Linked DNA regions of Mus musculus: region 2 is linked to region 1. The links are chromatin loops, found by intact Hi-C in ENCODE. Cell type or tissue: left cerebral cortex. All regions are shown on one strand.

The links. Peaks named below come from ENCODE experiments on the same cell type or tissue, not always from the same donor. Only the 100,000 strongest peaks of a DNase experiment are listed, where the experiment ranks them.
Region 2: a loop joins it to region 1, with 4 times the contacts of the local background. A loop is called at or near these places in 2 of 42 quality-filtered maps.

What each region holds. Positions count from the first base shown.
Region 1 is chr10:27,380,961-27,388,960 of GRCm38, reverse strand. The region is part of intron 4 of Lama2 (laminin, alpha 2); the gene reads left to right. Among named protein-coding and RNA genes, the nearest start is that of 4930579H20Rik, 4.9 kb to the left of the region's middle. In left cerebral cortex, a CTCF peak has its summit at 5,933; DNase peaks (open chromatin) are centred at 4,096, 4,884 and 5,883; H3K27ac peaks cover 3,276 bases.
Region 2 is chr10:27,146,512-27,154,511 of GRCm38, reverse strand. The region is part of intron 32 of Lama2 (laminin, alpha 2); the gene reads left to right. Among named protein-coding and RNA genes, the nearest start is that of Gm40618, 170 kb to the right of the region's middle. In left cerebral cortex, no CTCF peak of the experiment used is centred here; DNase peaks (open chromatin) are centred at 1,664, 4,075 and 4,405.

The DNA.
Region 1 (8,000 bases):
AGAAAATCCAGCCAATACTGCCACTACCAGAGGACTGAGGTATTTTAAAGCTACCTCCTGAGGGGTGCATCCAGGTTCACTGTGGATAAAGACAGGAAGGATAGCATGACCCCTGTGATGTCTGGACCTATAGGATGTAGTGAAATGTTTACTTTAGAACAAGAGGAGACAAGACATCGGGTCTCCATGGGAGTACAGGCCACTGTCTGTTTTAAACAGGGTTTCAGAATTGCAGGCTTAGCCATCCAACGGTAATGGCTCCTCTTGACAAGGAATATGTGTCTGTCTTTGAGCCCTTGAGTGCACCTGAGTCTGTCCAAGGATCCCTGTGATGATGATGTCAGGGCCATGACAACCCAGGCAGGCACTCCTGGGAGCTGGAGGTGCTATCTAGGCATTGAAGTATTGCACTCAGGTAGTAAATGTGATCATTTTAGGAGCAAGTTCACAAGTGATCAAGTGGCAAGAACCACATCCTGTGTAACTCTGACATAGCCTTTTAGCTTTTTAATGTGTCATTATGTTAACCTTCCTTGATGAAGTGTCATAAAACCTAAGTTTGAATCAACAACAACAATAACAACAACAACAACAACAACAAAGCAAGAAAACAGTCCTATCCCTGCTTTCATTGTAGTCAGGTTAAAATAAAAACAAACATAACACCTTCCAAGACCAACAGCCACATCCATAGCAATTTCCTCACTTATCTGCCTTGCTTTGGGCTGAGGAGGAACAGTTGTGTTTTGGTCATTAATAGAAAAGGGAACAGTGCCTAAAAAACCTATTATGAATTCTTCTGGGAAAACATATTACAAATAATTGGAAGCAAATCTGAGTTTATATACTTGGCGGCAAATGTATAAGAGAAAGCAATTCTGCCTTGGCCCCTGGATGATTGATTAAATCTTTTATTCTCCCTACCTTTCATTCACACTGTGTTTATCAAGAGGAAAGAGAAAAGAAATGTTGTGTAACAATGTCTTCTTTAGATGAATTACTTACAAAAAAAAATGATCAATGACCTCCAATCAGCAGCTTATTCATTTTTTTTCTCAAATTTTAATGTCTCCAACATATTTGTAATTCTGCTCAGGTCCTTGTAGAAAATAAGGTCCCAAGTTTCAGCCTATCCTGCCCCCTCACCCCCCTCCCCATAGCTAAGCAACAACATGCACTGTTTCTGAGCTGCTTTGAGGGCACGGCCCAGCAGCTTCCTGTGGTCAATTATTAGCTGGATGCCAGAAAAAGAACAAGAACACTGTGTACTTGGTAAATCTGCAGCAAACTTCATCTTCTGCTTGTGTGGGAGGCAAAGTCCCTATGAGCACTCTATTCCTTTGAAAGGACCCAAGATCTGCTAGAGCTCTACAGATGTTTGACTGTATCCAGCCAAGAGTCTACAAACTCAGTAAATAAATTATTAGGATCTACACTGTACAGAGTAAGAGGAAGAACTACAATTTGGAGTACCAGCAATAACAACTGGCAATAATTGTTGACATCCATTCTATGAAGCATACAAAATGATAATCCAACCTCTTTGAGAGACATTTTCTTTAAATTTCATTTATTTAGGATATGCAGCCCTCTGTGCACATCACAGCGATGAGCCACACATATAGCAGTGACCCCAGCCACCTCCCAAGTGTGAGGTCATATCTGTAGAGGGTCCCTTGCTACATCACCACCTTTTTTTGTTTTATCTTTCTCCTCAGAGTTCCTGCCCAGATGTTAGTAATTCTGTAGCCTCTTCTTCCTGAAGCTTTTGCATTGGTACTTGGTCATATCCTCTGATCTCAGTTCTTAAAACCATCATGTCAAAGGGATGATGAGAACACAGACCATCTCCAGGGCAACAACTTCAACACAGACATAGATGTCTTGAACTTGGAACTTTTCTGTTATTTTCTCCCTTAATTGCTTTTGTGGAAGTCACATATGAATAAGAACAGAAGACACAAGTATGATCTGGTGGGGTTCATGTACAGTCTTCCTTTTGCACTCATGTACCTTCATACCTCATAGTGGTGGGGCAGAATCTCCATGGTGAGTGGAAATTTTCTTGCTATCCCTCCTGTCTCAGGCAGGACAGGTTGGCAATAGATAACTGGCATAAATGGGAAGCATAAATGATCATATAAATGAGATACATAGTAATTTCATGATTTTTTCTTACTCAGTAATAACAAATAATATTTCCCCTTTGAGCAATACACTATTCTAATAACTTCACATGAATTTCTTTTAATTCACAAAATAAAAGTTTAAGTTATTCTTATTGCTTGTTTTATACAAAGAAAAAAAACGGACATAGATGATTCAAATAATCATCAGATTAATAAGTAGCAAAAACATCATGGAACACATAAATTGGTGGGATTTAAAAACAAAACTCATTGAACATGTTCATACAACTAGAAAGAGCCTTACTGCACAGAGAATCCCATGTTAGAGTCTGATTCACAAACCCACTAAAATAAAGTACTCAATCGTTGTGGGAATACAAATTTTGTTTTCCAAAAAAAAATGATTTATGAAAAGTTTTCTTATGCAATGAAAAATATGAAACATAAGGAATAAAATTAGTATTTTCTTATTCAAAGAGAGTTGGGTCCATGTACAGAGATATGGAATGTATCACTTCACTTAAAAGCATAGAAACTTAACAAACCATGGATTCAGTTTTTCTCTTATAATGAGAATGTAGGCAGGACAATGTTGCATTTCACTCTTCCTGGGGAGATGCAAACAAGTATCTACTTACTCCACATAGGAAAGCAAAACCAGAACAATGCAAAGAAACTACCAAAGCACAGCTTGGTGAAACAATGAGTTTCGTAGGGGTTACTTAGAGGAAAACAGGTGGAGGGTTACTCAAAGTAGAAATGGCTCAAACACATCTACAAAAGTCTATCCAAGAACAGGTGTTACCTCATGCAAACTGGAAATCTCGAGGATACTGGGTAACCTGAAGGTGCTCAATAGGGTGGAAGGGAGTTCTTTCCAAGCAACTCAGTTGGTCTGAGTCTCTTCCAGGCTACTCTCTGCTTCTTGCAGGTAATGTGGCTCATCTCTACTTATTATTCCATGCTACTCAGCTGTTCTAAGCATCTCTATACTTCAGATTGTCTGAGAGTACTTTCTGCAGATTGTGTAACTATGCATGCTTCTAGGATTGAATCTGACCAGTTTCAGAGACTTCCTGAAGTTACTGAATTGTTTACTTCGAGAGTTTAATGAGCTTCCCTGCAGGCTGGAATGTTTTACATGCCCTTAGAGCAGTGGTTCTCAATCTTCTTAATACTGCAACTTTTCGATACAGTTCCTCATGTTGTGGTGACTACCAACTATAAAATTATTTTGGTTGCTATTTCTTAGCTGTAATTTTGTACTGTTATGAATCATACTGTAAACATCTGATAAGTAGGTCATCTGATAGGTAACCCCTGTATATGGGTCAGTCAACCTCAAAGGGGGTTGCTACTCAGACTGACTTAGAGCATCCCTTAGTTTCACCTCTTTTAACATGCCTTCCTACAAGATGAAGGGCTTATCTTAGAGGAAATTGCTAAATAACACTTAGATTAAACAATAAATAAGGTACAGAAAGTACTACACAAAGTTGATAATGTGAAAGTAGAATAAGAGGAGAAAAGTGGTCAAACAAGGGATGAGCAAAAAAGTCAGGGTGGGATGGTGAATCCTAGTTTGCAGACACACAATACCGGAGTCATCAGTAGAGTGAGCCGAAGGAGCATGCTCAGATTTGTAGAGCCATATCCCAAATTGTCTCTAAATATCAGTATCTTTTTATATTGTGATTTAGTCTCTTATGTCTTGCTATTTTAGAGGGATCTTTTTGTATGTCTACAATGGCCGACTCTTAATTAGTTGAGTCTATCAGTGGTCATCACAAAATGCTACATCAAAACAACATATTAATATAAATTTTAATTTGCACGCTTTTGAGGTCCAAACATACTTTCTGAGGAGGCTTTGAATCAGACAACAAGGGCTGAGGGAGACTGGATTTCTCCTTTAGACACACATGCAGGCTTTATTCCAACAGAATGACACAGGATCTGGCTCACTATCTGCACCGCCTGCTCCAAGATTTTAATTTTAAACAAGTGTGCCCACACAGGGACTGAAAACAAAACAGAAAAATGATGCATTAGACTTCCTTTGTGCTATTATGTGGCTTTTGAGGGTATGAATTGTTCTGTGCTAGCGATGTAGGTCACGGAACACTCCCTGTATTCAGGACTTCCTCTAATTTACAGCTTCATATTTTAGAAAACCATATTAATTTCACAGCTGTTTGAGTATGAACATTTTTTAATCTCCCTATAGCTCAAAGTTTTAGTGCTTTAACCCTGTAGAGCTTTCACAAAGTGTCAATTGCTTTGCATACCACTGTTCTCACTTAATAAAATACTTACATAACAAAACTTTCCTCACAAATTTTGTTTATGCTAAAATTAATAAAAATTTGTAAAAACTTGAAATTAATACAAAAGGTAGAATTTGTATTATTCCTGGATAATAACGATTCATTCATCGACTCCAAGAAATAGATAGTTATGGTTACAATTTTCTCAAAATCTAGCTTCTATAAACCAGAAGAGTCTGTATTGATATGATCAGTGTTAGATGGACTACTGAGTATGGAACTTTCCCATGACTTGGTGATCTTCCTTAGTCTACTCTGCCTTAAGCCTGTCCCCTTTCAGGAAATCTGTTCTCAGTCTTCTCCAGTGATGTCTGAGTAGGACACGGGCATAATAATAATTTCACCTCAATACATAAGATTGGAGGGGCAAGCCCTATTATGGGAAACAAGAACCATAAAAAGAATCTGAAGAATCACGGGTGAGGCATAAAAAGGGAATGGAAGTAATACATTGTCTTAGTCACACTTGATGGAAGCACGTCTTATGACAAAATGGGGAACAGATGCATGCAAGAGACTCATCAGCAGTAGCTTTCTGCCACTATAAGTCTTCCAGTTGTATCTACATGACCAGATGTTATTTATTGAAGGGATGCTTATTGAACCAGTGATTTGTTTGATAGTGTAATAGGCTGATAAGTGAGTCAGAATAGAATTAGGAGGTGCCTCAGCTATAATTAGACATAATTGCCTAAAATCCAGTGTTTTTATTCTTTTTCACATTCTTATTGGTAATTTCATTTATTTTCTTTTAAACAGTTATCCAACTTACCAGTTTCCCCTCCACAACACCCCTACCCCCTTTCCCCACCCTGGGCCATTGAACCTCCACAGGACCAAGGACCTCCCCTCCCATTTATGCCAGATAAAGCAATCTTCTGCTATATATCTAGCTGGAGCCATTGGTTTCCCCATGTGTACTCTGTGGTTGGTGGTTTAGTCCCTGGGAATGTTGGGGGGTCTGGTTGGTTGATATTGTTGTTCTTCCTATGAGGTTGCAAACCCCTTCAACTCCTACAGTCCTTGCCCTAACTCCTCCACTGGGGTCCCTGTGTTGTCTGATGTAATGTTTGGCTGTGTGCATCAGCTTCTATATTGGCAGAGCCTCCCAGGAGAGATCTATACCAGACTCCTGTCAGCAAGCTCTTCTTGGCATCAGCAATAGTGCTTCTATTCTTTAAGAAAGAGTAATATCTCTCAAGAAGCATTAGCAGAATTAAGGTGGCATCCATCAGTACACTCTGATCATGCTTTCTGACATCTACTGAGTAACAATAACCAGTACTGTGTCCATGTGTAAGTTCCTACTGAAATTCATAAGGGAGTGGAATAGATGCTTAGTGATTCTATTTTCTTAAGCTCTCTCGAGTTGGGTCACACCCAAATCAAAATTTGGAGCAATGCAAATGTCTGAGGAGAGTGAGAGAGCTTCCTGCTGGTATTTTCCCTCATGGATTGCTCTGGAACTGCTCCCTTTGAATTCCTTCCTGGCTGTGAAGATCACGTGATGACTGCATCCCTGTATAATGTTGGCTTGACAGCACAAAGATTTAGCAATGACATTTGCATTTGATAAAATATAAATGAGAAGCTCTCCAAAGAGACTGAGAAAACCTATTTTGACAAGTCCTTTTGTATCCATGCAAATATTACAGAACTGCATAAAGAAAAACACAATGGCCAATAAAATAGTTTCTCCTTAGGTTATTGTTTTATTACTTTAAAAGTACTGAGAATACAGTATGTAAAGGAAACTTGTATCGATCAGACCTTTCAGAGTTAGAAATCAGAGGAAATGGTGTGGTGGACATTAAGTAATGATTTTACTGCTTTTGAACATTTCTGGCACTTAGTGGTCAGCATCCTTCTCATACATCAAGACCAGTAGGAGTCATATGCTCTTTTATTTAATTATGATGGATTACAGGTTACCTATCAGGGCATGTTTAGATGAAAGTTAATAAAGCACATGTTTAACAGAGGACTTAGAAATAAAGCTTTACTGGATTGCTTTGAGTTGTTGAAACCAAGAAGACCACAAGGCAGACTCCGAAAACCAGAAAAATCTCAGCATCTAGACTTTCAAAAAACTAAAACTCCGAAAGCAGCTGAGACTTTAAGTCTGCCCATGGGCTATCTTAAAATTTAGGATTTCTGTGTGCTCTTTAGTTCTATGGAACATAGAAGCCACTGCCCCATGAAATATATTTTTGTATGGAGAGAAAAATAACAAGAGTCTCATTTTAGCCTATTTCAAAATGATGGACAAAGAATATTTCTTTAACCAGCTGATGATAAATCATGTATACATTTAGACCCAGGATTTTGATTTTCACTAGGTGAATAGAGAAATAAGAAGAAGAGATGATTATGACAAATATCCCCTGCAGATAGCTAGTTTTCTTATTATGTTTCAACTTATTAATGATAATCTATCCAACGGTGAATAATTTGTTTAAATTCCTATGACAGGCAAAGCTTTCATCCAGGAAAGACAAATGCTCCAATTGTAACTCAAAAGAACAAGAGAAAAACAATATCAGTTTTAGGGCAATTGAAACAAAGTATATGTTCAGAATAAAATACCTGGTATGGGATGGTAAAGAAGTGTTGAGAGGAAGCTGAAGCATGGAGTTGTCTACGGTGCAGTAATATGTGGTAAACAGTTCACTAGGCTAACATCTTCCTGCAGTTTGGGAATAGGGTGTGTGTGAAGACATCAGGTCCACACAGTCTTTGGCATGCCATCTTTAAAGTATCACTCTCTAATCAACTCTGAATCATCAACCGTGCAGGAGTGTTTATCCCTGTTGAGGTTCCGGATGAATGAAGTGGCATGGTTACCAAATGTTCTCTAGATCAAGGGAGTATGCTATATGCTATAAAGGAAATATTTCTAACTCGGCTTAAAAGAAGTATTAAGACTCAAGGAGGAACATATGCAATTGTATAAGCAGATCTTAATATTTTTCTCAACAGAAAATTGTTCCTTTGTGATGACACATTTAATAATTTCTCAATGACTTATTAACAAAACGGGATTAACCATGGACGAGATCTTTTCTGGTTGAGTAAGTTAAGGTGAATAGTTCCTATATTCAAATACAATATCATGTTTTTCTAAAATCACATTTATGTGTTAGTCTCCAATGAAAAAAATAGTATATCAAAAAGAAACTAAAATGTAATAAAATTTACTTATATTGAAGTCATGTTAACATGATTTCCAAACTAAGATGAAAGGGAATAATGGGTTAGAATTAATATATAAGGTTTATTTAAATCAACTTAACGTAAAATACTCAGAAATAAAAGGATATGAAAGGTTATTAAACTTAATTTGATTTCTGTGAAAACAGTATACTTTATATTAATTGAAAAATAGCTCATCAACCAACCTAAAAAGTTTCTTTTTAGATAGAAAATTAGTTGAATTTACTAAGTATTTGGAACTTTCATTAACTTTATTCATCCAGAAATTTTAAATCAACCCTTATTTTTTTTTTTTTGCCAGCGACTAGGCACTGTACTTTGTATTACATTA
Region 2 (8,000 bases), 230 kb after region 1:
CTGTGTCTAATTCTGAGCTGCATTTTAAGAACCTAGATTGTGCTTTATAAAATGTTGCCTCAAAAGCTAAAGGTAGGATTAAAACTCCATCAAAACATTAGGACTGGGCCATTTGGAAAGATACATTTTTTTTTTTTTTAAAGAAGGCTAGGAACTAAAGAGATGGCTCAGAGACTGAGTATTCCTGCTCTTTCAGGGGATCCAAGTTCAGTGCCAAGCACCCATGTCAGGAGGGTCGGAATTGCCTGTACTTCTAACTCCAGGGGAGCCAAAGGGTTCTTCTGACCTCCATGGGCACCTATACTCTTGTGCACATTCCCACACAGAAACACACTACATAGCCAGAAGTAAAACTATTTTTAAACTCTAAAGCAGGGTTATCTTTAATGAAAATATATAATGCTTGAAGTAAATAAGAAGGCCTATGAATATGATTCAGTGTTGGAGCACTTAGGCCACCTGCACAGAGCCTCCCTCGTGACCTTTCTACCATGATGGGGGATAATAGGTAAAACTAAGTGAGGATTGGCATGAGGAAAGGCTCAACATAAGATACCAAAACATTAGTTTATAGTACTGTTGTTACACACACACACACACACACACACACACACGCGCGCGCGCGCGCGTAATTATTTTAAAGGTAATTTTGAAAGTAGACCTAGGGCAGCAGCAGAATTCCACAGGCTTTTTGCCACCAAGCCTCACAATATCTGTTCAGTCGCTGTGGGCCACATGGAAGGAGGGAAGTAGCTCCCACAAGTTGTCCTCTGACCTACATGCATGTACTACAGCACACACACCCACACATACACACACACAAATAAATAAATATGTGGTTTTTAGTGGTCTGCCAAATATCCTACAGCACTGCTTCATTCTGGACATGGATATATAACTAGCTAAGAATCATAGAAACAGATCTAAATAATCATTGAACTATGAATAATATACAGATGTCAACCTGGAAAAAGTAACGTGTTTAATGAGGTATGTAAATGTTAAACAGTAGCACATTAAAAGCAACAAAAGATGAAATAAAAGGACTACTTTTCTAAACATTTGTTTTAAAAAAGATCTGTGATTTTCCCAGCCAGATTAGCTGCCTATTGTTTTTCTGGTGATTGTTTATTTACATATTGAGTAAATGTATCATAAGAAAACCTAACTCATCCCTGCCATGTATCTCTGTTTTCCACATGTTCCATCTCATATTCATTTAAAAGGCACTGAGCACATGGTGACAGTCATTCAACCATTTACTGTCTGCTTGCATTATTCTTGTCAAGCAATGCATTTGTACCTGCTGAACACAGGGCTCATTCCCAGTTCTGTGACCTGGAGATCTTCATTTCCTTCTAGAATATTATAGTGACTCTTATCTCATAATAAAGTGCTAAATTGTAGAACTTTCTTTGCCATCTATACCTCTATCCTGCATTATTTATAGCTATGTTGTATAAGTAGCCATTCCTTCTACAGTCTTCCTCCAGGCTGAATGGTTCCCTCTTGCTTCTGCACCTATCTCTCACCCTTTTTTATGTTGACCCTAAAAACCGTTACACAGAACAACTCTGGACTTTTCTTCCTTTCTCATCTTTGACAGTTTCTGCAGTTTAGTACAAATATGCTGTGGTTTCTTTGGCTGCTCCCCTCCCTCAGCCCACATCTCCCAATTCCTACTTCCTACCCCTGCTTTTAAAATATCTTAAGAAAACAAGAAATCAGTGAGGACATAGCTTTAGCTCATACCCAATTCTCTTTGTAAGAGTCTTCTCTATCCCCAAGCTAAATTAGATCAAGGGACCAAAGAACAGACTGACCTCCAGTGTCTTATCTTTGGTTGGGGCCTGCTTCATTACATGGGATCACAGTGGGCTTTTACACTGCCCCAGGGTATAAGTTGGAAGAGGACCTCAGTGCGGAGACGGAATATGAGAAGGAGTAAGAAGACTAAAAGTCCGTGCTGCTCTCAGTAAGTGGGTTGTTGACTACGAGAACAGTATGTCTAGGCTTAGTAGAAGCCAGGTACAGCTCTGATACTGGTTCCTCTGTATGAATTAAATTGGTTCTCCTTCGTTAATTCTTTAAGAAACGCAATTGAAATCGACTCATATCATATATTTAATTGTTTTGTTTTTATCCTTAGTTTTTTTTTATTTTTTTTTTTTACATATCTAAATTATTTTTCATCGTGTATAGTCATTGAACATGGTTCTGTGTTACACAGGACATTTGCATACAACAATAAGGCCTAAGATCCAGAGACCCACTATTTGCTTAATAAAAGATACAGATTTATGCTATATAGTTTGGACAACACAGAACAAATCCTGAGATGCCCTCTCACACTTAAATTTCTGTAAATGTCTGTTAGTTGTTTATGGGCATCATTGGCCAATAAGGCAAGCTAAGACTTTACTATATTTAATAGAGACTTTCCTCAGTCTGGTGTGGTGGTAAATGCTTGTAACCCAGCACGTGGTGAATGAAAGTAAGAGACAAGACGATCAGCAGTTCAAGGTCATCCTTGGCTACTTCACAAGTTTGAGGACAACCTGAGCTTCATGAGACCCTATCTGAAAAAGAAGTCAATTGGGAGGGGGGTTGGAGAATTTTCTGCAGGATGCAATCCTTGTATATACTATGTTTCAATGATAATAATAATTTATACAATAATCTTTTTATTAGGAAATATGGAGACCCCAGATTTTCTCAGTAAGCTGATTTTAGCCCTATCACAGTGATAAATTCACTCCACCAAGGCAAGATAAGGCATCTCCCAGCACCTTCAGATTCCAAGTTCAGGTGTCAGGCATTCCCTAAAGCACTCCTTTCACCACAAACAAATTCATCACCATAGCAATGCTTAGAGGCTCACCTTGCAGGGGCACTTCCCGTTATTTAGGTTCAGTGTTCAAACCCTATACATTCCTAGTCTTTTTTGCAGCATATCTGTACGTATAACTGAGAGCTCGTCTTGGCTTTACCTCAGCTCCCTGGTGATCATAATCCAGAGGATTTGCCTGAGACCTGTAGACAATAGTGTAGAAGACACATAAGAGTTTGTAATATGAAACATTCCAGGACAAGAAGGAACATAATCAGAGAGACCCACTATTTTAACCAGCATATTCAGTATTTAAATTTTTCTATTTATTTTTAGGTCATGTATTGGTGAATATGTGTGTGAGTATGGATGTATGTGTATGTACCTGTGTACATGTCTGGGTAATAAAGTTATGCATACAGAGGTCAGAGAACAACTTTCAGAAATTGTTTTCTGTCTTTTCACCTTGTGTCCAGATGACCAAACTCATGTGGTCAGGTTTGGGAGCAAGTCCCTTTGCCTGTTGAGATGTCTTATCAACTCAAGGTCATCTGTTTTCCTTTTAGAGGCCATTTTTAAGTTTTAAAGACCATATATCTAATTAATGTTGATATATATTCATCAGGCATTGTCTAAAGAGGCTGCATTTCATTGTAATAAAAAAGATACATTAGGTTGATGCTTAGCTTAATTTCATAACTTTTCTTTTTTCTTATTTCTAAGCATCAAACTCAGAGGTGTTTTTGTTTGGCTGCTTTAGTTTTTTTGTTTGTTTGGTTGGTTTTTTTGTTTGTTTGGTTTGATATTGTTTGTCTGTTTTTACATGCTATCTGGGCAGTCTACTACCAAACTACATCCCAGTCCAAATTTCACAGGTTAAAGCAAAAGGATTTACTTAGGACAGCTGGACAATGTTTACCCCTTAGAAGCATTTGTGTTTCTGAATATTTTATTGTGATTCTTACAACAGGGTTTCTATTTCATAAGTTGAGTTATACAAATCTATCCTCTCTTATTCATAACTGACATGTCATTTCATAAAATGAGAATACCCAACTACCCTGAAATTTGAGAACAAATGAGAAAGCCATTGTGTATTCAATGCAGAAAAAAAAATGAGACCCAAAAGTTGATTTGTTCATGTCCTATTTTCTTAAAATGTATAGTTAACAGACTAACTCATCCAATGTTTAAAATAGACCATGAGTGGCAGAGTCAAATATAGAACACTCCTGGGGAACAGCAATTAAAATTAGCAACTTTGACAAAATGTTACTCCATAGAATGAACCCAAAATACCATTTCATATCTTATAAATATCAAATTCGTGCTTATGGTTCTAGCCACTGCGTAAGAGGTATTTGTGACGTATCTGTTTTGTTATTTATATCACAATTTACTTAAAATATAGGATATGAGAAGGTGTTTCTCTTGTCAGTATTGCAGTAGCAATAATAAGTGTTCTTGCTTCTGCAGTTCTACAGAGACACAATGAGTATTCTTTGTATCTAGTTCCACATTTAATTCTTTATTGATGAGGGACCCATATGGAGGACGGAGGACAACCTGAGGAAGTTTATTCTCCTCTTACACTGTGTAAGGTGAGGGAATCAAGATCAGATCACTGAATTTGGCAGCAATCATCCTTTATCCCCAAGCCCAACATTCTTGTTCTTAATGTCTAGCTGCCAGTGAGCATCTCACTATCATAAGACATGCCCTTGCCATCGCTAGAATACTGGTGATCCATTCTCATCAAAGAAGATGAATAATGATACTTACTATTTCCTATATATAGGAGTAGGAACACATAGTAGAATGTTGTCATTTTATAAATACACAATACTTACTACTCCAAAAGATGATTTTGAAAAGGTCCCCAGAAGTGGTCTATTAATCTATGACATTAAATGTGATCACTCTGTATTCTTATCCCTAAATGTCTATCACCACTTAGTCTTCAAGGGGGCTACTTTGCAAAGGCCAATATGTTTGCCATAGCTTGGTAGAACTTTAAGCCACGCTGTGATGTTTAGATTCAAGTGCAGAGAGGTGTACTAAGGCAGCTTATGTGTCTTCCTCTACTTATCTCTTCTATTAGTAGTTCACGCTTATTTTTGTTGATATCGGTCTACTCTCTCATTCTGTACTACTGTTGTGTAAAACAGCATTTGCGAAGCTGATTCTGGGTGACTCTAAGTTCTCTTCATGCTACATTGACAATCCTGTGCCTTAGTAAATTAAGACGCTGTTGACTTATGGAGACTGCTGGTCACTGTTGCTTTATTTTAATCAGGCATTTATTTAAGAGTAAACTAAACTCTATTTCAATTTTTCACTCTGATGTGCCCAAAGGTTTATTGACCCCTTTGCCCCAAAGAAGGGTAGACTCACATATTGGTTAAAATAAAATAGTTTTTCTAATCATTATTTCATAATCTCTTGAATAGAAATGCTACAGATTGGAAGTACCTTTATAAAAATGACCTGTGCTTGTTAGTTTTCTTGTCAACTTGAAACAAGCTTGGGTCATTTGGGAAGAGGATTCACAAGTAAGAAAATGTCTCCATCTCCAAATCTTTGGCCGATAGGAAAGACTTGAGAAAGATTGTTGGTTGTCGCTTTGGTTTGATTTGTTTTGTCATTTGTTTGTTTGTTTTTATTATTAAAGACTAGTATGGGAGGGCCCAGGCCACCGTGTGTGGTGTCATTCTTGGCCAGGTGGGTCTGGCATGTATAAGAAAACAAACTGAGAAAGCTATGAAGAGCAAGATGGTCAGTAAATAGCATTCTTCCATGGCTTCTGCTTCCCTTTCTGCCTCCAGGTTCCTGTCCTGACTTCCCATCATGGTGGATTATAAACTGTGAGATGGCATTAACCCATTTCTCCCCAAGTTGCTTTTGATCATTATGCTTAGTTTCTCAATAGAAAGCAAGCCAGGACAGAACCCAACTGCTCCTTTTAATGCTTTGGTTATTTTTAAAAGCAAGGTACTTTGAACATCTCATCAGTTTTGGATAAAATATTTCCTTGGCTTAGTCTGAATCATACTTTTCATAATTATCTCTAATTAGCTATGCTCCTTGTCACTGGCAACCATTCTTAGGCTCTCTCTACATTCCTCTTTCCTTTATGTTTCTTCACTCATTTTTTTCTACATGCCTAACCACTGGCCGTGACTCTTTCGATCCTTTCCAAACTGCTGTGCGCATCATATAAAATAGTGCTGACAAAGTACTTGCGCACTATGGTGTAACTGTTACGTAGACAAAAGCTATATTCCTCTTATATTCCTCTGGTGTTTGTATGCTTTTATAATTCCATTTTGCTTTTGAAAAACTGTATCATCCTTGAACTGCAATAGGTTTGTCTTTTCTGTGTTATCTTTCTCCATTGAATTTTTGTGTGTGTGTGTGTGTGTGTGTGTGTGTGTGTGTGTGTGTGTGTTCTGTATTTTGCTGGTATGATTACAACTGTGTGTACATGTATGTGGAAGACAGAGAACAACTTCAAATGTTATTTTCCCCCAAGTTCTATGCACCTTGTTTTTGAGACAGGCTCTCTCGATGACCCAAGACTCACTGACTATTCTGGACTGGTTGGTCACTAAACCCAGTGCATCTGCCTGTCTCTGACTCCCCAACATACCTGGGTTATTAAATATATCCTGAGGATCAAATTCAGGTCCTCATGTTTGTGTGGCTAACACTGTACTGTCTGAGTTCTTTCCAAATCTTGCTTTTCCTACCTTACATAATTTGATTTTGTTTAAATGGTGCACACATTTGTATTTCACAACTTCTATATGTACAGATTTCTGAATCTCTACCTAAATTCACATTACCAAAAATTTGGAAGATTGTTTTTGTTGTTATCTGAAGTTACCAGAGAAATCAGGGTCCCCTCTTAGAATTCTTAGGATAAGAACAAAGTTAAACAGAAGACGTAGGATGCTTTTATAAGAAAGAAAGAAAGAAAGAAAGAGAGAGAGAGAGAGAGAGAGAGAGAGAGAGAAAGAAAGAAAGAAAGAAAGAAAGAAAGAAAGAAAGAAAGAAAGAAAGAAAGAAAGAAAGGGAGAAAGAGAGAAAGAAAGAAAAGGATGAGGAGGAAGAAGAGAAGGAGAGGAGAAGAAAACTTTGGGGTAGGCAAGCTGTGAATTTCAGCAGCATCCCAGAGGATGAGAATATAAAAGAGAAAAAAAACAAAGCAGTGCTACTTGAGCTCAAGACAGCATGGATGAGATGCTAGCCACAAGGTAAATAGGCAGCCACACAGCAGGGAGGTACGCTTTGGAGAAAGTAAAACCTACAGTATGAGCAAAAGCAGAGTAAGGCTCTGCTGGGCTTTGGGGGGAAAAGACAGATGAGAAAGAAAAAGAACAGTTAGTGCTGTCTAAGTCAGGATTCAGAAAGGCAGTCACGATGCCTCATAAGGACTGTCCAAGATGGCAGGAATTCTGGGAGAATAAAGTAGACCCTCTCCTTAGGAACAGTTTTTCTGCTTCTTTAATTGGCTTACAGTGAACCTGCCTCCCTTAGCTAGGTCATTTGATCTGACCATCTGGATTAACTCTAAACAAGGAGACAATACCTGTGTCTACCTGGAAGTGGAGGTTAGGAGGTAATGGTTTCTCTTAAGGGGCCTTCCCATGCTATTCTAACAATTACTAAACACTTTTTCCTCTAAATGAAAAAAAAAATAATAGGTAAATAAACCTTTTGAATATGTCTAAAATCCAATCTTATTACACACTCTGACTTATAATGATGAAGTATTACACTGAATCTGTTTTTAATGAGCCAAAAATCAGGTAATAAAAAGTTGTCTTGTTTCTTTTTTTTTTTCTTTCCATTTTTTATTAGGTATTTAGCTCATTTACATTTCCAATGCTATACCAAAAGTCCCCCATACCCACCCACCCCCACTCCCCTACCCGCCCACTCCCCCTTTTTGGCCCTGGCGTTCCCCTGTTCTGGGGCATATAAAGTTTGCGTGCCGTTGTCTTGTTTCTTAAGACAGGGATTTATCTTAGGTTGGCTTCTTATTTTCCTTGTATCCCAGGCTAGTTTTGAACTCTTGATTCTCCTGCCTTTTTCTCTAGAATACCATGTTTGCAAATGTGAACTATCTGTCCTGCTTGAAGGCTCCTTTTTCAAGCAACTAAGGGAA